Regions from separate parts of the Homo sapiens genome. Here region 1 is linked to region 2. A link is an interaction called in ENCODE POLR2A ChIA-PET data of the cell type or tissue named here. Cell type or tissue: Panc1. All regions are shown on one strand. Each heading gives the region's core, and the rest is flanking DNA. Links, peaks and the distances in the headings are about the cores only.

Region 1 (12,137 bases), core at 4,376-9,375, 130 kb after region 2:
TTACTCTGACTCCCAGGCTGGAGTGCAGTGACGCGATCTCTGCTCATTTGCAACCTCCGCCTCCCGGGTTCAAGCAATTCTCCCGCCTCAGTCTCCTGAGTAGCTGGGATTACAGGCATGAGTCACCACGCCTGGCTGTTTTTTTTTTTGTTTTTTGTTTTTTTTGTATTTTTAGTAGAGACAGGGTTTCACCATGTTGTCCAGGCTGGTCTTGAACTCTTGACTTCGTGATCTACCCACCTCGGCCTCCCAAAGTGCTGATTACAGGCGTGAGCCACTGTGCCCGGCCTATTATCTGGATTTTTTTTTTTACAGAAAAAGTTTGTCAGCTCCTGATGTAGGACATGTGTTAGAGATATCCCAACCTAGGAGCAAGGAAGCTAGGAAATTTGTCAATTCTCCCTGTGTTACTAGTGGATGGCTTCCCTTCAGCTCTCTTCTCCTCCTTCCACCTTTCAGTCTCCGTCTTCTAGGCTTTTGCTTGTGCAACATCAAGGCCAATGACAGTTACATTTACTTTTGTGGCTATAATTAAGTCTTCCTTGCTTTGTCCATCTGTTGATTCTAAGAGTTGAAAGGCAATGAACAGTGTTTACCTTATACATTGTGACTATATAAATATCTTTTGTTGCAGAGCTAGTAATCACTTAGATTACATTTCCTTTCTTGAACTATTTGTAATTACCTTCTGAAAGACAATGTTTGATACATTCACAAGATATTATGAAATCTATGTTAGCTGTAAATGATTATAATATAATAAATACCTGGCCAGGCACAGTGGCTTGTGCGTGTAATCCCAGCACGAGCTGTAATCCCAGGCCAAGGCAGGAAGATCGCTTGAGCCCAGGTGCACCACCACACCTGTAGTCCCAGCTACTTGGGAGGCTGAAGTGGGAGGATTGCTTGAGCTCAGGAGTTCAGCTATGATAGTGTCACTGCACTCCAGCCTAGGTGACAGAGCGAGATTTGTCTCAAAAAAAAAAAAAAAAAAAAAAAAAAAAAAAGAATATGCCTGCACCTATCACCCAACTCAGGAACTAGACTCTTATTAATAATGCATATGTGCTCGTGTAACATTCCTCATCTCACTCCTATGCCTTCTTGAGAAGTAACCATCATATGATATTTCATGTTTACTGTGCCACTGCTTTTTAAAAACTACCATGCAATCATAAGCTTACATAAGCTTAAACAATGCATTGGTTGTTGAGCTTGGTTATAGGCTCTATAAAAATGGCATCATATGTACTGTGTAGTCTTCTGGGGGTTACATTTTTCAGGAAACATTCTATTTCCAAGATTCTTCTGTGTTGTGTGTTGCTGTGAGAAATGCTTATTATTAAAAACCCTTAGAAACTCCAGGAAAAAGCTGGGTGCAGTGGCTGATGCCTGTAATCCCAGCACTTTGGGAGGCCGAGGCGGGTGAATCACGAGGTCAGGAGTTTGAGACCCACCTGGCCAACGTGGTGAAAGCCCGTCTCTACTAAAAATACAAAAAATTAGCTGGGCGTGGTGGCGGGCACCTGTAATCCCAGCTACTTGGGAGGCTGAGGCAGGACAATTGCTTGAACCGGTGGGGGCACAGGTTGCAGTGAGCTGAGATCACACCACTGCACTCCAGCCTGGGGGACAGAGTGAGACTCCGTCTCAAAAAAAAAAAAAAAAAAAAAGAAACTCCAGGAAAAACTTAAAAACTAAAGAGGATTCGAGGGAGGAAGCCCAATCCTGACGACACTGGCTCTGTGTAAATGACATTCCCAGCAGGCCCACCACCCCCTCTCCCAGTGTTCTCCCCTCCTTCTCCCATCTTCAAGATTCTGTCTTCTGGCTGGGTGTGGTGGCTCATGCCTGTAATCCCAGCACTTTGGGAGGCCGAGGCGGGCAGATCACGAGGTCAGGAGATCGAGACCATCCTAGCTAACACGGTGAAACCCCATCTCTACTAAAAATACAAAAAATTAGCCAGGCGTGGTGGTGGGCACCTGTAGTCCCAGCTACTCGGGAGGCTGAGGCAGGAGAATGGCATGAACCCGGGAGGCGGAGCTTGCACCACTGCACTCCAGCCTGGACGACAGAGTGAGACCCTGTCTCAAAAAAAAAAAAAAAAAAGATTCTGTCTTCTGACCCAGTGCCCCAACTGTAGCTGCTTGTTCTAAGGATGACACTCGTCCCTGGCAGGGCCAGAGAATGCTTGGACTTGGGACTGAGAGGTCTCCCCTCCAGCAGCTGGAGGGGTCTGATACACAGCTTGGAGTGTGAGGGCCATGTTTCCCACCATGTGGACCAGAGCAGAGGAAGAGGCTGGTCTGCAGAGACAGAGGAAGACGCCCAGGGAGGGGCAGAGACCACAGCCAGAAGAAGCGCCCTCACAGGCTTTGAATTTCAACTTTCAACCATTCCTGAGGTCCCACTGCACAGGTGACATCAGGATTCATAGTTCACTCTCCTTTTGCTTACAAGGAGAGTTAATTTGGAGAGTTAATCTGTTCCATGATTTGCAGATGCCACTGACTGGCAAGGATGCTTGCCAGGAATTATCTTCTGCATTTTTGCTCTTTCCCTGTTTGCTAGTGAAAGACTGTAAAAACAATTAAAATGATAATTTAACAACATAATTACCAGTTGCTGGGAATTTACTATGAACTAGTGAGTGCTTTTTGATCATTATCTCATTCAGCACTCTTACCAAGTCTATGAGAAAAATATTGTTCCTGTGTTACAGATGAGTAAACTGAGGCATAAGGAAGCTATATGACATCCAGGTTCACAGGGCTATTAAGAGGAAGACCCGGCTGCATGTGGTGGCACACACCTGTAATCCCAAGACTTTGGGAGGCTGAGACAGGTGGATCACCTGAGGTCAGGAGTTTGAGACCGGCCTGACTGACATGGTGAAATCCTGTCTCTACAAAATACAAAACATTAGCTGGGCGTGGTGGCTCATTCCTGTAATCCCAGCTACTTGGGAGGCTGAGGCAGGAGAATTGCTTGAACCCAGGAGGCGGAAGTTGCAGTTAGCTGACCAAGATGGCGCCATTGCACTCTAGCCTGGGCAACAAGAGTGAAATCCCATCTCAAAAAAAAAAAAAAAAAAAGGCGGGGAAGACCCATTTTTCATACCTTTGCCTGTTGGACCCCAAAGCCTATGTTCTTTTTTTTTAGACAGAGACTCCTTCTGGCCTGAGTGATGAAGGAAGACTGTCTCAATAAATAAATACATAAATAAATAAAATTATAACAATCTCAGAAGGCATGACACCTCTAGGACCCATTCTCATCCTACATCCTCCTCTTTCTGGTGCTGAGAAAAAAAAGAAAGGAAAAAGAAAAGTCAAAAGAAGAGGGAAGGAACTGGTGGTGATTGACTAGCAGTGAGTAGAGCTGGGAGGGAGGTGAAGGGTTGGGGAAAGCAATGGGAAGCTCGATGACATCTTTGCAAGACATGTCCAAAGAACAATGGAGGGAGGATCTTTTCCTGGGGATAAGCTCCTGCTCCCTCCCCCTGCTCCATCAGTGAGCATTTGGGGTTGGGGTTAGGGCAGAGGAACTAGGAAGAGAAAAGGGGACTGTCCTAGTCCATTTTGTGTTGCTATAACAGAATACCTGAGGGTGAATAATTTATAAAGAAAAAAGGGCTATTTGGCTCACAATTCTGATGGCCAGAAAGCTCAAGATTGGGCATCTGTTGAGGACGTCAGGCTGCTTTCACTTATGGTGGAGGCAAGGGGGAGCTGGCTTGTGCAGAGATCACAAGGTAAGGGAGGAGCTGAAACTGTGCCCCAAACAGTTAAATAAACCAGTGATTAACAGACATTTTCGAGTTTACAGGATGGCAGCTAAGAAACAGCTTGCTGAAATGCTGAAAAATCCCTTTGCTTATAACAGGACTGGCTGAAATCAGTGGGAACCCGTATGGCTGACAGCAATCCGCACAGAACGAGCTTGCTGATGTCACAGCCTGAATTTCCACCTGCTGTTTCATACTAACGCCACCAAATTTGCACATGCAACCCACGAAGAACCTTGGAGATAACCAGACATGATTAAGGACTTTCTAGACTTCTCCTTTCTTTCCACCAATCACCCGCTAATCCCAGAATCCTCCCCCTAAACCTTTTCTAATAAAAGTACTGCCTTAAGACCAGCAAAGAGAGACAGATTTGAGCTGGATTCCCGTATCCTCGTGGGTCAGCTCACAATAAAGCTTTCCTTTTCTCAAAACCTAGTGCCCTAGTATTGGAGTATTGGCTTCTATGCACATCTGGCAGCGAGCACTTTTGCTTGGTAACAGCGCCAGGTTCTTTTTAACAACCAGCTATTGCGGGGAGCTAATGGAGTGAGGTCTCAGGGAAGGCGTTAATCCAATCACAAGGCATCTGCCCCCATGACCCAAACACCACCCACTAGGCCCTCTCACCTCCCATCACCACCACACTGGGGAGCAAATTTCAGCATGAGGTTTGGTGAAGACAAATTAACCATATGCAGACCACAGGAGGGCCTCTCACATACCATTGCTCATATGTAAAGGGAGGCAGAAGCTGGAGGGAGGTGTCAGATCCACAGTTCTGAGCTGTGGCCTGAGAAACAGGATTTCCGGAAAGAGTTAGAGCTGGAGCCACAGGCCAGGCAAGGTGGCTCACACCTGTAATCCCAGTGCTTTGGGAGGCCAAGTGGGGAGGATCTCATGAGGCCAGGAGTTTTTTTTTTTTTTTTTTGAGGCTGAGTTTCACTCTTGTTGCCCAGGCTGGAGTGCAATGGTGCGATCTCGGCTCACCGCAACCTCCGCCTCCCAGGTTCAAGCAATTCTCCTGCCTCAGCCTCCTGAGTAGCTGGGACTACAGGCATGTGCTACCACGCCCAGCTAATTTTGTATTTTTAGTAGAGATGGGGTTTCTCCATGTTGGTCAAGATGGTCTCGAACTCCCGACCTCAGGTGATCCACCCACCTCGGCCTCCCAAAGTGCAGTGATTACAGGCGTGAGCCACCGTGCCTGGCAGAGGCCAGGAGTTTGAGACCAGGCTGGGTAACATATCAAGACCCCATCTCTACAAACAATTGAAAAATTAGCCAGGCATGCTGGCACAATCCTGTAATCCCAGCTACTCAGGAGGCTGAGGTGGGAGGATCACTTGAACCCAGGAGTTCAAGGTTGCAGTGAGCCAAGGTTGTGCCACTGCATCCCAGCCTGGGCAATAGAGGGAGACCCTGTCTCTCTCTCTAAAAAAAAAAAAAAAAAAAAAAAAAATTGCTGAAGACTTGGCTTCCCTCCCCCATCTCACTGTGCCCCAGGAAAATTCCGTGGCAGTTAGGGGACCTGGCCTGCTGAATGGGTTGGGGCCTTCTCTTGGATCAAGAGTCTCTTATTTGATCGAGGTCTGTTATTAGACTTCCTCATTCTTTCTCAGACCTCAGGCTGCATGGTGGCAGCTGATGAAAATATCCAAAAGATGAGAAGAGACAATTGAGTCTGGTGAGGGAAAGGGGAGACAGAGGGTGAAGTGGTGCTCAAGATGGATGCAGAGTACTCTGGGAATGAGTTCCCCAGGTCAGAAGGAGAAAGAGACCAACATCAGAGACCTGGAAAGGAAAGGAAGAGTGGGGAGGCAGGATGGGGCACAGGTGAGCTGGGACAAGATGGGAGACTGCTGTCCTCCACCCTCTCCCTCAGTAGTAACAGGTCCTTGGGCCAGCGCCAGAACTCTCCGCTGCCCTTTCAATGGAGAATCACACACAGCTTCCGCTGGATGGCCCAGGTGTTGGCCTCTGAGCTCAGCCTGGTTGCCTTTATCCTACTATTGGTCGTGGCCTTCTCCAAGAAATGGCTGGACCTCTCTAGGAGCCTCTTCTACCAGCGCTGGCCCGTGGATGTCAGCAACAGAATCCACACATCAGCCCACGTTATGTCCATGGGGCTCCTGCACTTTTACAAATCCAGGAGCTGTTCTGACTTAGAGAATGGGAAAGGTGAGCCCCTCCACCCCCCATCCCAGCCCAGGCCGCCAGCCTGTCTTGGCCTCTGTATCTGCACCCTGGATGTATTCTTGTTCCCTCTTTCTGGTCATCTTTACTTTTTGGCCTGCAAGATGGTTCCACTGGCACTGAGACCTCCGATGATCGTTTCTCATCCTGTAGCCTGGCTAAATAGATTTGATTGGTGCAATGGAAAATGTCACTGCTTTTGATAAAACCCAGAGCCAAATCTGTGCTTCTAAGAATGCTGTGAGAGAGTTGGGCATGGTGCTGCACACCTGTAGTCTCAGCTATCCAGGAGGCTGAGGTGGGAGGATTGCTTGGGCCCAAGAATTTGAGTCCAGCCTGGGCAATTTAGTGAGACTCCTGTCTCAAAAAAAAAAAAAAAAAAATCAGGCTGGGCACTGCGTCTCACACCTGTAATCCCAGCACTTTGGGAGGCCAAAGCAGGCAGATCACCTAAGGTTGGGAGATCGAGACCATCCTGGCTAACATAGTGAAACCCCGTCTCTACTAAAAATACAAAAAATTAGCCAGGCGTGGTGGCACATGCCCGTAATCCCAGCTACTCTGGAGACTGAGGCAGGAGAATTGCTTGAACCCGGGAGGTGGAGGTTGCGGTGAGCCGAGACCGCACCATTGCACTCCAGCCTGGGCAACAAGAGTAAAACTCTGTCTCAAAAAAAAAAAAAAGTTACGAGGGGCATGGACTCAGCACAAGAGAATCATTCATTAATCGCCTAATTTACCAGGGACAAGAGCCCCAGTGAGATGGGGGTTTCCTTAGTCTTGTGTACCCAGAGCTTTGAGAGGACTCCTTGCAATGTCCCCTCTCAGGCCCTGATCCCACACATTCTCCTTTCCTTCTGCCTCAGGCCTTGCTTTTCTGGATCATTTTCCTTTTTCCACATCTGGCTTCTGTGTTCCTTCTTTCCCTGAATTCTTGCAGCTGCTTCATTCCTCATCCTTGTTTTTTTCTGTTTGTTTCGCTGATTTTTTTAGAGACAAGGTCTCACTCTGTCACCCAGGCTGGAGTACAGTGGTGCAATCATAGCTCACTGCAGCCTCGAACTTCCAGGCTCAAGGGATCCTCCTGCTTTAACTTCCGGAGAAGCTCAGACTACAGGCCGTGGCCACCACACCTGGTTCTTATTGTTGTTAGTCTCTGGTTATGCTGTTCCCTCACCCCTCAGGAATTTGGAGTTCTTTCCCTGCTCCTGGGGAAAACCAGAGCTTTTGACCCTTATTTCCATTTTTTCACTCTCCTTAGCATGAAAAAAATCACACAGCTATTATTTTCTGAAAGTATTATGTCCTTATCATATGAATATGAAAATATTCATATAATGAATTATGAAAGCATTATGAAAATATTATGTCCTTATTATAATAAATTTGGGGAAACAAAAGCTATCCTTTATTGTACACTTACTCCATTTGTTCAATTTAGTCCTTAGTCAATCCTAAGGGATAGGGATAATTATCCCTATTTTAGAGATGAGAAAATTGGGACTCAGAGAGATTAAGTACCTTGCTCAGGGTCATAAAGCTATTTAGATTGAACCAAATGACATGCTAATATTTGACTGCTTTTCACCTACAAAAGGAGAATTTCACATGGATCAACCTAATAATGGCAGGGTTGGAATTGCAACTCAGGTGTGCCTGGCTCTAAAACTCACATAGGCGCCTTGCTCTACGGAGTTACTCAAAGACAGCCAGGCTTTTTATTTTTATTTATTTATTTATTTGAGACAGAGTCTTGCTTTGTTGCCCAGGCTGGAATGCAGTTGCGGTCTCAGGTCACTGCAACCTCTGCCTCCCGGTTTCAAGCGATTATCCTGCCTCAGCCTCCCAAGTAGATGGGATTACAGGCGCCCACCACCATGCCCAGCTAATTTTTGTATTTTTAGTAGAGACGGAGTTTCACCATGTTGGCCAGGCTGGTTTTGAACTCCTGACCTCAGATGATCCGCCTGCCTCGGCCTCCCAAAGTGCCTCGGCTCACGGATTACAGGCGTGAGCCACCGCATCCGGCCAAACATCACTGATTTTTAAAATTTATTTAATTAGGATTAGGTGTGTATAAACAGTGAAAATTCAAAGAATACAAAAGATTGTATACTGAAGTGAGTCTGTTATCTCTTAGTATCCAGTCTCCCTCCCTAGTTTCTCCTGTTTCTTTCCAGAGACACTCTATTCAGAGACAAGCATCTATTTTTATTTTTATTTTGAGACAGTGTCTCACTCCGTCACCCAGGATGGACTGCAGTGGTGTGATTGTAGTTTATTGCACTGCAGCCTCAAACTGCTGGGCCCAAGTGATCCTCCCACCTTGAAGCTCCCAAGTAGCTGGCACCACAGATGCCACCATGCCTGGCTACTTTTTTTTTTTTAATTTGTAGAGACCAGGGTCTCCCTCTGTTGCCCAGGCTGGTCTCCAACTCCTGGGCTCAAGTGATTCTCCTGCCTCCACCTCCCAAAGTGTTGGGATTACCGGTGTGAGCCATTGTGCCCAGTCTATCACCTATCACCATTTTAAATGAACACACAATAACACAATGTATGGGGATAGTATAATTTATTTTACAAATCTCTTCTAAATCAAGGAGCTTATTGGACATTTTTTTTTTTTTTTGAGATGGAGTCTTGCTCTGTTGCCCAGGTTGGTGTGCAGTGGCATGATCTCGGCTCAGTGCAACCCCTGCTTCCTGGGCTCAAGTGATCCTTCCACCTCAGTTTCCCCAGTAGCTGAGACTACAGACAGGTGCCACTACACCTGGCTAATTTTTGTATTTTTAGTAGAGACGGGGTTTTTACCATGTTGGCCAGGCTGGTTTCAAACTCCTGACCTCAAGTGATCCGCCCACCTCAGCCTCTCAAAGTACTGGGATTATAGGCGTGAGCCAGCACACCCAGCCGACATATTAATATCTCTGCAAAGAAGATTCCTGTACTGAGATTTTGCTGCAGATCTCTGATTATTCCTTAACATAAATTCCAAGAAGAAGCATTGTAGGGTCAAAGAATGTAGATTTTCTGGATCTTTTGTACCAGATCATTCACCACAAATGCTGCCCACCAGGAGCGTATGAGAGGACCTCTTTTCTCTACATACTCTCCTATACTAGGTGTTATCAATCTTATTTTGATCTTTGCTAATTTGACAGTTTATATATATGTATGTAGAGATGGGGTTTCACCATGTTGGTCAGGATGGTCTCGATCTCCTGACCTCGTGATCTGCCCACCTCGGCCTCCCAAAGTGCTGGGATTACAGGTGTGAGCCACCGCACCCAGCCAAGTGTGTGTGTGTGTGTGTGTGTGTGTGTGTGTGTCTATATATATATAGACTGCAACCTCAGCTTCCTGGGATCAAGCGATTCTCTTGTCTCAGCTTCCCAGCAGCTGGGATTACAGGCGCATGCCACCATGCCCAGCTAATTTTTATATTTTTAGTAGCGATGGGGTTTCACCATGTTGCCCAGGCTGGTCTCGAACTCCTGATCTCAAGTGACCTGCCCACCTCGGCCTCCCAAAGTGCTAGGATTACAGGGGTGAGCCACTGCACCCGACACCAATTGTATATTTTTAAAGAGACAGGGCCTCCCTATGTTGTCCAGGCTGCTCTCAAACCCTCAGGCTCAAGAGATCCTCCCACCTCAGCTTCCCAAAGTGGTGGGATTACAGGTGCGAGCCACCATGCTCAGCCTCGATGGTTTTTCACAAATCACATTTAATTAGCAATTCTTTGTGTTGAGCTTTATATGTTTATCAGACATTTGTACTCCTTCTTTGGAGAATTGCAGTTTAAGTCCTCTGTACATTTTTTCTGTTGAGGTATTCATTTGCATGTGGTTGAGGTTATCAAACAATATCCATATCAAGGATCTCGGATTGTTTAAGAAGTGAAAGCAATATTTCATTTTTATTTCAAATGTGCATTTCTCTGATTATTAATGGGTCTGTACATTTTCTTTCTGTCTTTTTTGTTTTTTGTTTTTTGCAGGCGGCGTCTCGCTCTGTTGCCCAGGCTGGAGTGCAGTGGCTCACCACAACCTCCGCTTCCCAGGTTCAAGCGATTCTCCTGCCTCAGCCTCCGGAGTAGCTGAGACTACAGGCATGCACCACCATGCCCAGCTAATTTTTGTATTTTTAGTAGAGACGGGGTTTCGCTATGTTGGCCAGGCTGGTCTTGAACTCCTGACCTTGTGATCCACCTGCCTCGGCCTCCCAACGTGCTAGGATTACAGGCGTGAGTCACCGCGCCTGGCGGTACATTTTCTTGTATTTGCTCATTTGATTATGTTTCATCTTTTGTAAATCCTTAGTTGATCTTGTTTGTTTGTCATTTTCCCCAGGCAGTTTTAAGCTGTGGACAATCAGCCCATGTTTAAGGTGGCTAAGTTAAGCTTCAACCTGACCCTGGGGCTGGGCCTCGTCCTCACCATCTGGTTGCACCTGCCCTACCTGCCCGCTGTTCAAAAATTGCCCTTTGTGGGCTTCGGGACCATCTTGAGCTTCTGTGAAGGTGCCTCCTAGCTCTGGAAAGGTCCTTTGTTTTCCTAACCCCCATCTTCCTGGGCACTTCTCCCTCTTCTTTGGGGGTGGTATGAGGGTTTTGTGGGTGGTGGGAGAACAGAACCGAGAATCGAGTTACATCATTTCTTGGTCACAGGAGAGGTAGAAATGCAGGGGTTGACTCCTGGAACCTCAGGGCCAGTCACTCTGTGTGTGGTGATGTGGTTTGTGGCTGTAGCCTAGCAGATGAGGAAGAACCTCCTGTGGGACTCTTGTATGACAATGAGACCCTCTGCCTCCTGTCTCCTAGTCACCTTCATCTTCTCCACCCTCATGCTATTCCCCATTAACATCTGGATCTTCGAGTTGGAAAGGAATGTATCCATCCCCATAGGCTGGAGCTATTTCATTGGTTGGCTGGTGCTTATCCTATACTTCACCTGCGGTGAGTGGCCAGAGGGCCCTGGGGGAAGGAAGCGACATGGGTAGGGTAGGGCAGGGAAAGTGTGGAGGGAAGAGGCTGGCAATCCCCAGGGCTAGATTTTTAGGGTCTTATCTTCCCTTTGGTCTCACCCTACTTGTCACTTAACCTCCCAGTCACAACTTTCCTCTCCCCTGTCCCTGTCCTTTCCCAGCGATCCTTTGCTACTTCAACCATAAAAGTTTCTGGAGTCTGATTCTGAGCCACCCCAGTGGTGCCGTGTCCTGCAGCAGCAGTTTCGGCTCAGTAGAAGAATCTCCAAGGGCACAGACGATCACAGACACCCCCATCACCCAGGAGGGAGTCCTGGATCCTGAGCAGAAGGATACACATGTGTAATCTTTTCTGAACTCCTGGCACCAAGTTCTGTCCATTCATCTGACCCCATCTCCTCATCCTCCCCCAGCCCTTGAATAGGTTGGTCCTCATCATTGCAAGGAATGAGAAAGGGAGGATTTTGCACTCCTCTGCTTTCTCCCTGCCTTGATTGAGCTTGAGTGATGTGGAATAAATTGTCCGTCTCTTCTTTCTCATATCTGGCTGTTGTTGAGGCAAGCTAGAGGAGGAGGGAGAGGAAGGGAGAAAGAACAAGTTTGTTTTCCAGTTCTTCCTGCCCAGGAGCCTTTTGGCACCCGTTAGTGCCTAAACCTGCCCAACCTCTACCAGAACATACTTGTACATGGGCAAACGCCTCTGGAGAGCTAAACCTCTTTTTACTTTGTTACCCCTGACCCAACATTTGCTAGTTAGTGGGTGGAGGAGGTAGAGCTGATTAGGAGACAGATATCACTTGCCAACTTGTTGGCTTAAGCATAGTGAAGGATTCAAAAGCCAAATGGCTCAAAGATAAGAGGCAGGTTAAACAAGGAGCACCACAGCACAAGTGGTCAGCCCAGGTGTGTGTCCTGGGCAGCAGTCCCACCCTCTGTGTCCAGCTCCGATGACAGAGCGCATAGAGCCTGTGCCCTGGAAACCACCACTACCACCATCCCCCCAGGCTGCTATAGCTTTCCACCCAAGCCTCCCACACCCTCCACCATGTAACAGCAGGAATAAAACATGGCAACAAAGGAAAGCATTAGGGTTAGGTCCTAAGACCAAAAGGTAAGTTGCATATTTGGGTTTTAAAGTTAGCTTGGGGAATGCTGGCAATGCCCA
Region 2 (12,137 bases), core at 3,664-8,663:
GGTCAGGAGTTCGAGACCAGCGTGGGCAATATGGTGAAACTTCGTCTCTACTAAAAATACAAAAATTAGCCGGGCGTGGTGGCGCGTGCCTGTAATCCCAGCTACTCGGGAGGCTGAAGCAGGAGGATCGCTTGAACCCAGGAGGCGGAGGTTGCAGTGAGTCGAGATCGCGCCATTGCATTCCAGCCTGGGCAACAGAGCAAGATTCCGTCTTGAGAAAAAGCAAAAACCTTGCCTTTATCTCGTTTGAATTCTTGCCCTCGAGAAAACAGAGGAGAGAGGTTGCTGCAGAGTTGCAACTCCGGAGTTTCCCGGATAGCTGCAGGCTTACCCGCAGGTAACAGTAGAAGTAGGAGTCAGCGTTAAGGCTGTGGGAAAATAGGTGTCCTTCATTATTGCCGGTGGGAGTGTAAACTGTCCACCACTTAGAGGGGCATTTTTGGTGATATCTATAGACCGTTTACCTGCGTGTACCCAGCATTACCACGTCTTTCTCTAGATGCTGGTACTCTCCATTGCCATGTCTTTCTTCAGATGTCCCCTAGAGGACAACTAGAGACCATCACAAAGGTGCACAGGAGGCACTCAAAAGACACTGGCCACAGTGCAAAGCATTGGAAATAATCTGCATGTGCATCCAGTAGAAGAGCTTTAAAAAAAACCCTAGGGATATCCTTATTAAAAATTATAGGCTGAAAGGCCGGGCGCGGTGGCTCACGCCTGTAATCCCAGCACTTTGGGAGGCCGAGGCGGGCGGATCCCGAGGTCAGGAGATCGGGACCATCTTGGCTAACATGGTGAAAACCCCGTCTCTACTAAAAAATACAAAAAAAAAAAAAAAAATTAGCTGGGCGTGGTGGTGGGCGCCTGTAGTCCCAGCTACTCGGGAGGCTGAGGCAGCAGAATGGCGTGAACCCAGGAGGCAGAGCTTGCAGTAAGCCGCGATCGTGCCACTGCACTCCAGCCTCGGTGACAGAAGACTCTGTCTCAAAAAAAAAAAAAAAAGAAAGAAAGAAAATTACAGGATGGGTGAAGTGGCTCATGCCTGTAATCCCAGCACTTTGGGAGACCCAGACGGGTGGATCACTGGAGGTCAGGAGTTTGAGACCAGCCTGGCCAACATGGTGAAACCCATCTCTACTAAAAATACAAAAATTATCTGGGCGTGGTGGCACATGCCTGTAATCCCAGCTACTCGGGAGGCTGAGGCAGGAGAATCGCTTGATCCTGGGAGGTGGAGGTTGCAGTGAGCTGAGATTGTGCCACTGCACTCCAGCATGAGTGACAAAGCAAAACTCCGTCTCAAAAAATAAAAAATAAATAAGCACCCCGCCCATTTCTTTCTCCCTAGAGATAGCCAGTTCCAAGTCTTTTCACTGTTTTATTTTGATTTGCTTTGGGTATTTACCATACTTTTTTTTTTCTTGAGGCGGAGTATCACTTTGTCGCCAGGCTGGAGTGCAGTGGCTTGACCTCGGCTCACTGCAACCTCTGTCTCCCGGGTTCAAGAGATTCTCCTGCCTCAGCCTCCCTAGTAGCTGGGACTACAGGCACACACCACCATGCCCAGCTAATTTTTGTATTTTTAGTAGAAGCAGGGTTTGACCATGTTGGCCAGGATGGTCTTGATCTCTTGACCTCGTGATCCGCCCGCCTTGGCCTCCTAAAGTGCTGGGATTACAGGCATGGCCTACTGAGCCTGGCCTACCATACATTTTTTTTAAGTTGTTAAACAACAGTCACGTATATTTTATTTTTATTTTTTTAATTTTTACGTTCTCAGGGTGTACAAGTACAGATTTCTTTTTTTTTTTTTCAAAAGGAGTCTTGCTCTTGTTGCCCAGGCTGGAGTGCAATGGCGTGATCTCAGCTCATTGCAACCTCTGCCTTCCGGATTTAAGCAATTCTCCTGCCTCAGACTCCCAAGTAGCTGCGATTACAGGCGTGCACCACCACACCCGGCTAATTTTGTATTTTTTTAGTAGAGACAGAGTTTCACCATGTTGGTCAGGCTGGTCTCGAACTCCTGACCTCAGGTGATCCACCTGCCTTGGCTTCCCAAAGTGTTGGGATTACAGGCCTGAGCCACCACGCCCAGCCCCTACCATACGTTTTTAAATCACATGCTTCCGTTGCTGCTTCTTAAGTTTTCAGTTTTAGGCATGACCTGTTTTTTTCCTGCTATAAAATTCAAGGAATTCACTCTTCCACCCCACTGCCACCATAATTTTGGTTAGATTTATTCATTTGACAGTAGTTACTGAGTGTCCTCTACATTCCGGGTACTGTTCTAGAGGCTTGGTGTAAAGCAATGAATTAAGAAAAAAAAAAAAAAATCAATCAATCCTGCCAGGCGCAGTGGCTCACGCCTGTAATCCCAGCACTTTGGGAGGCCGAGGTGGGCAGATTGCTTGAGGTCGGGAGTTCAAGACCAGCCTGGCCAACACAGTGAAACCCCGACCCGGTCTCCACTAAAAATACAAAAATTAGCCAGGAGTGGTGGCACATGTCTGTAATACCAACTACACGGGAGGCTGAAGCAGGAGAATCACTTGAGCCCGGGAGGCGGAGGCTGCAGTGAGCTGAGATCACACCACTGCACTCTGGCCTGGGCGACAGAGCAAGACTCTGTTTCAAAAAAAAAAAAAAAAACTTGTCCAGGCGTGGTACGCCTGTAATCCCAGCACTTTGGGAGGCCGAGGAGGGTGGATCACCTGAGGTGAGGAGTCCGAGAGCAGCCTGGCCAACATGGTGAAACCCCATCTCTACTAAAACTACAAAAAAATTAGCCAGGCTTGGTGGCGTGCGCCTGTAATCCCAGCTACTTGGCTGGCTGAGGCAGGAGAATAGCTTGAACCTGAAAGGAGGTTGGAGGTTGCGGTGAGCCAAGATCGGGCCACTGCACTCCAGCCTGCATGACAGGGTGAGACTCCGTCCTGCTGTGTAGCCAGGCTGGAGTGCATTGGTGCGATCTGGTCTTGCTGCAGCCTCCACCTCCCGGGTTCAACCGATTCTCCTGCCTCAGCTTCCTGAGTAGCTGGGACTACAGGTGTGCACCACCACGCTCAGCTAATTTTTGTATTTTTAGTAGAGATGGGATTTCACCATGTTGGCCAGGATGGTCTCGATCTCCTGACTTTGTGATCTGCCTGCCTCGGCCTCTGAAAGTGCAGGGATTACAGGCATGAGTCACTGCGCCCAGACTTAACTGTTTTTTTGTTTTTGTTTTTTTTTTTAAAGACTCTGAGTAAACTATGAGTAGAATAGGCCCTGTTTAACCTGATAAAGGGTATCTATCAAAAACCTACAGCAAGCATCATGCATAACAGTGTAACCTCATGTCAGGAACAAGACAGAATCACTGCTGCTTCTATTGGCTCCTGTACTAGATCCTGACCAGAGCAGTGAAATAATCAAAGACAGCTTCTAGGGTACAGAACTGTTTAGTTGCTCCTACGTTGGCAAAGGGGCAGAGAATGAAACAGAAAAGGAAAAACTAGAAGTTGGACAACCAAGAGAGAGGTGAAAGAAGGTGGCCAGAGATGGCTGGTGTTCCAATGTAGCAATGGGGAGCCAGGGCCCCCAGTGCCCCTGGGCTGTGGGAGTCTGAGCAACGGAAAGAATAGACAGTGAGGGTAGAGGTGGAAGTGGGGGTAGGGGTTGGGGTGGCTGGGAGCTGACCAGGTGGGTGTCAGAGCTGAGAGGGTAGGGTGTTACCAGGGATAGCAAAGTAATGCTCATCCCGGCTCCTCAGGGTGAGCCAGCTCTCCTTCTAGGGAACAGCTTCCTCCACAGCAAAGCCTCCACCTAGAAACATCTACACTCATGAGTACAAAAAGCTTCAGCCTTTATTAAACAAAGGAGGAGGTAGAAAACAGATAAGGGAACAGTTAGGGATCCCTTCTTTCCCCTATACATACACAGACATACAAACACACGCACCCGAGTGAATGACAGGGACCATCAGGCGACAGATTGAAGGGCAGAGGGAGGCAGCACCCTCCGAGAGTTGGCCCGGACCCAAGGGTGGGCTGAGACCTGGGCCAGGGGCAGCCGTTCCGAGGGGTTATGCCTGAGCAGTTTGGAGATGAGGTCCTGGGCTCCCATGGGCACGGAAGCGGGGAACTTTAGGTCCACCTGCAGGTGTGAAGAGATGGAAGGGCTGCATTAGTTTCACCCTGGCTACATCTTCCTTGACTACCCATTCTGTTTGGAGTTACTTAGGGCCATGCAAATACACTCTGCCCACCCCCAGCCCCCCAGCTCCTGGCTTCAGCAGCTGGCACGAAGCCCAGGCCGCCCTCCCACCTTGACGATGCGGCGATAGGTCTCGTTGTGTGATGCACTCTCAAAGGGTGGGTTCCCCACCAGCAGCTCATAGCAAAGCACTCCAATGCACCACAGATCCACCTTCTCATTGTGCATGCGCCCCTCAATCATCTCTGGGGGCAGGTAGTCCAGGGTGCCACACATTGTCTTCCTCCTGGGAGGGATAAGGGGCGTGGGCAGGGGTCCTAGTGACATAGGAACTCTCCTTTCCCTGCTGCCTGACGGCTGGGAGCCAAAAGACCACGGGATGTACCAGGGGAGAGGTCCAGCCAGGCAAGGCCACTGGAGTGGGGGTGGGGTTGGGGTGATGATATATCCCAAAGCCCCAGAGGTGAGCCTGCACACAGCCCAGCAACTCCACACTGAAGGATATATCTTAATAAGATACCCTGATATGAGGGCAGTGTTCATTTGGAGTTCACTGGGGACATCTCTAATGCCCATCAGGCATGTTCTGGTTAAATAAATCAGCTACTATGTGATACTATGAAACCATTAAAAAGTGATGTGGGAGGAAAAAAGGCCACTGCTCCGGGCTTTTTTTGAGAGAGTCCAGGCTGGAGTGCAGTGGGGCGATCTTGGCTCACTGCAACCTCTGCCTCCCGGGTTCAAGTGATTCTCATGTCTCAGCCTCCCGAACAGCTGGGATTACAAGTGTGCACCACCATGTCTGCTTAATAAATTTTGTGTTTTTAGTAAAGATGGGGTTTCATCATGTTGGCCAGGCTGGTCCGCTGGTCTTGAACTCCTGGCCTCAAGTGATCCACCCGCCTTGGCCTCCCAAAGTGCTGGGACTGGTAGGCGTGAGCCACCGCGCCTGGCCAAAGTTTTACCATTGGCCCCTACAGGGATCAAACCTGCGACCTTGGGGTTATTAGCACCACACTCTAACCATTTTTTTTTTTTTTTTTTGAGACAGAGTCTCGATCTGTCACACAGGCTGGAGTGCAATGGCGTAATCTCGGCTCACTGCAACCTCCGCCTCCCAGGTTCAAACAATTCTCCTGCCTCAGCCTCCCCAGTAGCTGGGATTACTGGCGTCCGCCACCATGGCCGGCTAATTTTTGTATATTTAGTAGAGACAAGGTTTCATCATGTTGGCAAATCTAGTCTCGAACTCCTGACCTCAGGTGATCCGCCCTCCTCGGCCTCCCAAAGTGCTGGGATTACAGGTGTGAGCCACGGTGCACGGCCCCTGGAGAGGTTTTAATGGCCCAGCCTCACACCCAGGTCTGGCCTCCCAGGCCACCATACCTCAGGGAGGGCGCATGCACAGACCAGCCGAAGTCAGCAATCTTCAGCTCTCCCTTGAGCCCTAAGAGCAGATTTTCTGGCTTTATGTCTCTGTGAATCACCTTCTTCCCATGGCAGTACATTAGAGCATCTGCCAACTCCTCCATGATCTGGGAGGGGCAACGACAGGCAATCAGACAAGGATGGACCTCCAGCTACAAGCAGCACACCCTCAGCCTCGAGCCCCCTACTGGCGCCCCAGGTGCCCACCCGCCCGGACCGTGGCTGTTCGCTGCTCGTCAAATGTGCAGCTCTTCTGCAGCTCCTTGTAGAGCTCCCCGCGGGGGGCATACTCTAGAATCAAGTAGATCCTCCTCCGGTCATAAAAATAGTTGTAGAGACGCAGGATGTTGGGATGGCTGGGGGAAGAGACAGAGGAGGCCTCAGGCCAAAGGCATAAAAGAGCTGGAAAAGATGATAGGAGCAAACTGGGGTCAGACGTGGCCCAGGCCGGGGACACCAGGGCTGGGAGTGGTAAGGGGAAACTGGAGGCAGATTTCTGGATTCAAGGCTTGCCAGGACTAAGAGCTAAATGGGGCTCACTAGCCATAGCTACAGAGAAAGCAATCTGGATGAAGTGGGGCTGAATGAGGAGCTGGGGGTGAGGGAGCAGAGGGGCTTCGGCTCAGGGGGCATCAACCCATACTGCAGGTGGGCCTGGATTTCGATCTCTCTGCGCAGCTGATGCTCCACGCCCTCCTTCTCTATCTGGGACTTGAAGAGGACCTTGAGCGCCACGATGAAATGGCTTTTCTTCTCCCGAGCCAAGTACACGTTTCCAAACTTGCCTTTGCCCAGAGGACGCCCAATCTCAAAGTCATCAATTGTGAAGTGCCGCCTGCTTAGAAAGTGGAGGAAGGCAACTCAGAACCGGTTTTGGTTATTAAGAGGTTTGCTTTCTCTCTGCTTCCTCATCCCATCCTGTCCTCCGCCCCACTTGTCTTCATCCCTACTCCTCCCGTGCTTAGGTTTTATCTCCCCGACTTCCTGCCTGTTCATTGTCCCCTCACCCCCGTCCACCCCCAGGCTTGGGGCACTTACGTTAAGATGTCGGGTGTCCCACTGCTATTCTCCATCACCTTCTGGCCAGGGGCAGCTAAGGAGAGAACAGGTAGGTTGAATGCGAACAGGGATGACCTTCTCATCCCTAAACCCTCCCACAGACGGTCATCTCCCCAGCTCAGTCCTCTCCCCCTTGCGCCAGTTACCTGTGGGCTGGACATTGGAGCGGCTCATGAGGACAAGTGCAGATGGGGTGACAGGCTCTTTCCGGAGGACTCGCTGGGGCAGGGTGCTCAGGCCAGATGGAGCCTGAGAAGGAGCAGGGGGTAGCTCTGAGGGTGCCTTTGTCTGATGACCGGGGTGGAATGTGCTGCAAGCAGTATTTCAGCCCCTTGCTAAAGAGCCACCCACCCACCTACCCCCAATTCAAAGAGAAACACTGATGTGACAGTTTTGCTTCCCAGCCTCTGCTCATAGTCCCATATTAAAATGGGTTATTAATAAACAACCTAGGGCTGGGCGCAGTGGCTCCCGCAGTCAGGAGTTCAAGACCAGCCTGGCCAACATGGTGAAACGCCATCTCTACTAAAAATATAAAAAATTAGCTGGGTGCGGCTGGGCGTGGTGGCTCATGCTTGTAATCCCAGCACTTTGGAAGGCCGAGGCAGGCGGATCACAAGGTCAGGAGTTTGAGACCAGCCTGGCCAACACAGTGAAACCCCATCTCTACTAAAAATACAAAAATTAGCTGGCCGTGGTGGCACGCTCCTGTAATCCCAGCTACTCAGGAGGCTGAGGCAGGAGAATCGCTTGAACCTGGGAGGCACAGGTTGCAGTGAGCCGAGATCGTACCATTGCACTCCAGCCTGGGCAACAGAGCTAGACTCCATCTCAAAAAAAAAAAAAAAAATTAGCCAGGTGTGGTGGCAGGCGCCTGTAATCCCAGCTACTCGGGAGGCTGAGGCAGGAGAATCGCTTGAACCTGGGCGGCAGAGGTTGCAGTGAGCTGAGATCGCACCATTGCACTCCAGCCTGGGCAACACAGTGAGGCTCCGTCTCAAAAAATAAATAAATAAATAAATAAATAAATAAATAAATAAAAAATAAATAACCTAAGTAGGCCTAAGATAAGGGGCAAAGGACTCACACCAACACCTAACATTTCACTTCTTTGGCCCTGGCCCACACTTTTCAGGCATGAAGCTGTTCAACCTGTATAAGTCCTGTCCATAACAACACAGTCATTCATCCAGCCCCTCACTTACACCACAGTAGAGAGCTGCGTCAATGAACACCCACAATTCAAGGGGTTTAGCACAGAGGTATTCTCAAAGTCTCCTAAAAAGCTTAGTTTATTAAGGCTTAGATAAGATGCTTGAGGCCTTGAATGTTATAGCAATAACCAGGATTTACACTTTTGCAAGAACAGGCTTTAAGGACACTAAGAGCTACCCTGATGGCCCTGGACCACTTCTCACTTTCAACTTCTTCATTTTTTTTTTTTTTTGAGATGGAGTCTCGCTCTATTACCCAGGCTGGAGTGCAATGGTGCCATCTCGGCTCACTGCAACCTCCACCTCCCAGGTTCAGGCAATTCTCCTGCCTCGGCCTCCTGAGTAGGTGGGATTACAGGCACATGCCTGGCTAATTTTTGTATTTTTAGTAGAGACGGGGTTTTACCATGTTGGCCAGGCTGGTCTCGAACTCCTGACCTCAGGTGATCCACCTGCCTCAGCCTCCCAGTGCTGGGATTACAGGCGTGAGCCACCTACCTGGCCTCACTTTCAACTCTCAAAATAATAGGTACATTTTCTTTTAGGAGTGACTAAGGTAAAAGTGACAATGGTTTCTCATTCAGACTCCATTCCTGACAGCCTCACTCAGTGCTCCATGAGGGAGGGAGCTGATGTACAAGGGAACAGACAGACTCTCCAGGAAGCAAGAGCTCCAAAAACAGGGAGCAAAGCCTGTGCAGGGCCCCTTCCTTCTTCTGCAGCCAAGAGAAGAAAGCCCCTAGGCCCCAAATAGTGATATTGGTACCAATCTACAAATAAGCAAGTTGAATAAAATACAGTCCAGAAATAGACCCACATATATGTGGGAATTTATATATATAATAAAGGTGGCATTTCAAATCAGAGAGGAGGCCCTTCAATGAAATCTGTCTGGACCATTGGGAAATAAGTCAATTTAGATCCATTTAGATTCTTACCTCAATTTAGTCATTAATTCCAAATTGTAATTTAGACTTGCCCTGGGCCTTTTAAACTGTAACTTTATATCCTTTTAGAGTCTATTTCTATTTGCTGTCTAGTTTTTTTTTTTTCAGGATATGGATTGGGAATCATGGCCTGAAGGCCAGGCCCTGCCTGCTCAGTCCCAGATATCATTTGTATGTGACGAGCCCTGCAGAGGTCCTCACCAGCTGGGAGTCACTGGCTGGTCAGATTCACGTTGGCAGCACCTGACAGGATGTGGCTACAAATGACCAGAGCGGGTTCTGTCGTCAAACTTGGGACCCGTACTTTGGAGCATAACGGGGAAGAAAGTGCTTAAAGGATTGCTCATTGCAGGATCTCAAGTTTCCCAGCAGGAACTCGCCATGCGGGGTCATGGGGGCGCAGGGACGGAGGGAAGGGCCTTACCGTCTGTCGGCCGTAGGGCCAGGGGTAGGAGTTCTCCTTCTGGGCCATCCTTAGAGAGAAAGGGGGAGGAGAGCTGGGCGGAGAAGGGAAACAGCCGTGAGAAGCAGAGAAAAAGAGAGAGAGAGGGAGGGGTTGGACCGATCGAGCCGGAAGCGCTAGCCCGAGCTGGTAAAAGGGAGCAGGTCAGCACACTAGCCCCAATCTGGGCGCTGGTCTCACCGCCCCCGCCCTGCTATCGTCCCTACCTCCTTCCAGCCCTGCGGCGTGCGCGCAGGCCAGCCCAACGGACCCTCTGATCTACCTGATCATCTGCCCACTCCCGGCGCAAGGCCTGCGACAGGAGGCCAGCTCACCTGGGGTCCAAGGCACTGCTACTCTCCCGGCCGCCCGCAAACAACTGAATCTGCCACGCCGCGCCCTGGCCAAGGACTTTTCAAATCTCCCGCCCCGGCCCCATTGGGCAAGCTCGTCGCCCATGCCTAGTTCCCATTGGCTCGATGTCCTGTGACGTAAGTCATGGGAACCCAATGGAAGAGGCGGAATGAGAAGGGCTCACGCTTGGCTTCCAGTTTAGGAAAGTTTCCCCAAATTCCCCCAGTGAATTATCTTGCTTTTTCTTTTCTTTTTTTTTTTCCTTTTTTGAGACAGGTCTCTCTCTGTCGCTCAGGCTGGAGTATAATGGTGCTATCTGGGCTTGCTGCAACCTCTGCCTCCCGGGTTCAAGCGATTCTCGTGCCTCAGCCACCCGAGTAGCTGGGATTACAAGCGCCCGCCACCACGCCTGGCTAATTTTTGTATTTTTATTAGAGACGGGTTTTCGCTGTGTTGGCCAATCTGGTCTCGAACTCCTGTCCTCAGGTGATCCACCCGCCTCGGCTTCCCAAAATGCTGGGATTACAGGCGTGAGCCACCGTGCCCGGCCTTCTTCTTTTTATAAAAAAAATTAAATCTTTAATGTAACTGGAGTTTATCCTTATGCATGTATGAGCTGGGGTCTAACTTCTCTGCCCGATGGAGCGCCAGTTATGTCAACACCATTTGTTAAACAAACTGCCCCAACAGAATTTAAATGCTGCCCTTGATATATAATGTTAGCATATTTACTTGTGTCTATTTCTAGACTTTGTATTCCGTTGTTTGCTCATTTGCCTGTGTGTTTATTCTTGTGTCATTACTATGTCGTTCTTAAAAGTTCTGACATTCCTGGGAGGAGTTTTTCCACCAATAGACCTTTCGTTGCAAGATCTCTGTTAGCTGCCGTGTTGTTTGGGCCCACTTTCATTTTTCCTCCTTCCTGCCACACTTCCTTCTTTTCTGCTCTTCCTAACCCTCAGATTTCATTACTGGGTTAAATAAATACATTTTTGGGCCTTCTATGAAATAACCAGTGGATATTTATTAAGTATGTACTGTCCAGCACTCTTCTCCTTTCTTCTAACACTCTATTTTTCCTTTAGGGGACCACCTGTCTCTCCAGTCTATGCAGTCGGTTTCTGTAGTAGTTTCTGTTGCTGACAACCCCAAATCCCTAGGTTGATGAAGACCTATTTAAATCTCACTTTTTTTTTTTTTTTTGAGATGAAGATTCGCTGTGTTGCCCAGGCTGGAGTGCAATGGCACAATCTCAGCTCACCACAACCTCCTCCTCCAGGGTGCAACTGATTCTCCTGTCTCAGCCTCCCGAGTACCTAGGATTATAGGTGCATGTGACCACGCCCGGCTAATTTTTGTATTTTTAGTAGAGACGGGGTTTCATCACATTGCTCAGGCTGGCCTCAGGTGATCCGCCCGCCTTGGTCTCCCAAAGTGCTTGGATTACAGGCGTGAGCCACTGCGCCCAGCTTTATTCCCACTTCTGAAAGCACTTAGAGTTTTGAGGATTTGAGAAGGAAACTGACTTCATTGCAGGTCCAGAAATGAGCCCCAATTAACTTATACTAATCAATACCTTTTATTCCAGATTATGGTTATTGGATCAGGCATAAGCCTGTGATTTAAGTGGGCCAGCTAGTGGGAATCAGTTTCTTGCTCAGAATGCTGGGCAGCTCAAGGAAACACTTAACGTTTACTGGTTTATCATAAAGTGTATTACAAATGATATAGATGAAAAGATGTATAGGGCAAGGTATGGAGGAAGAGATTTCTGGAAGTGAGCAGGGAAGCATGCAGCCCTCATTGCTGCTTCTAGTGCTACTGAAGGAAGCAGCTTGACATTGAAGCCTAACATTGCAGAAGGCAGAAGAGAGGCCTGGAAAGAACTTCAGGACTTGATGACATTGTTGAGCCTCTACATGCCTACGTTAGCACTTTTCTTACATGAACAATAGAGAAGATTATTATTCAGCTAATATCCTTTCTGAATGCATTCTAAATGCTATTTGCTGTTTAAGCATATTGTGTAGAAAAAACAAACCATGGCTAGGCTTGGCGGCTCACGCCTGTAATCCCAGCACTTTGGGAGGCTAAGGCGGCTGTATCACTTGAGCCCAGGAGTTTAAGATCAGCCTGGGCAACCTGTGAAACCCCGTCTCTACAAATAAAAAAAAAAAAAATTAGCCAGTATGGTAGTGTGTGCCTCTAGTCCAAGCTACTTGATAGGCTGAGGCAGGAGGATCAGCAGAGGCCGGAGGTCAAGGCTGTGGTGAGCCATGATTGCACCACTGCACTCCAGCCCCGACATTAGAGTGACACCCTGTCTCAATAAAAACAAAAAATGGGCAGGGCGCAGTGGCTCATGTCTGTAATCCTAGCACTTCAGGAGCCCAAGGAGGGTGGATTGCCTGAGCTCAGGAGTTCAAGACCACCCTGGGCAACATGGTGAAACCCCGTTACTACTAAAATACAAAAAATTAGCCAGTTCTGGCCAGG

The links. ChIA-PET counts read pairs that join two places held together with the same protein. Peaks named below come from ENCODE experiments on the same cell type or tissue, not always from the same donor. Only the 100,000 strongest peaks of a DNase experiment are listed, where the experiment ranks them.
Region 1: POLR2A ChIA-PET joins it to region 2 with 10 read pairs; 3 of 35 experiments call an interaction of 5 or more read pairs at or near these places.

What each region holds. Positions count from the first base shown.
Region 1 is chr17:8,334,535-8,346,671 of GRCh38, forward strand. ODF4 (outer dense fiber of sperm tails 4) reads left to right here and starts at 5,306. Exons shown (of 3, transcript NM_153007.5): 1 at 5,306-5,971; 2 at 10,809-10,943; 3 at 11,134-11,512. The coding sequence starts at 5,518. The coding sequence ends at 11,318. LOC124903916 (a long non-coding RNA gene) reads left to right here and starts at 3,523. Exons shown (of 2, transcript XR_007065607.1): 1 at 3,523-3,757; 2 at 3,889-4,224. In Panc1, for the core only: no CTCF peak of the experiment used is centred there; no DNase peak of the experiment used is centred there.
Region 2 is chr17:8,200,908-8,213,044 of GRCh38, forward strand. AURKB (aurora kinase B) reads right to left here and starts at 9,668. Exons shown (of 9, transcript NM_004217.4): 1 at 9,623-9,668; 2 at 9,270-9,342; 3 at 6,831-6,933; 4 at 6,664-6,718; 5 at 6,269-6,460; 6 at 5,843-5,981; 7 at 5,584-5,732; 8 at 4,309-4,483; 9 at 3,827-4,137. The coding sequence starts at 9,317. The coding sequence ends at 3,964. RefSeq lists enhancers at 2,792-3,292, 8,900-9,559, 9,121-9,170. In Panc1, for the core only: no CTCF peak of the experiment used is centred there; no DNase peak of the experiment used is centred there; H3K4me3 peaks cover 694 bases; H3K27ac peaks cover 427 bases.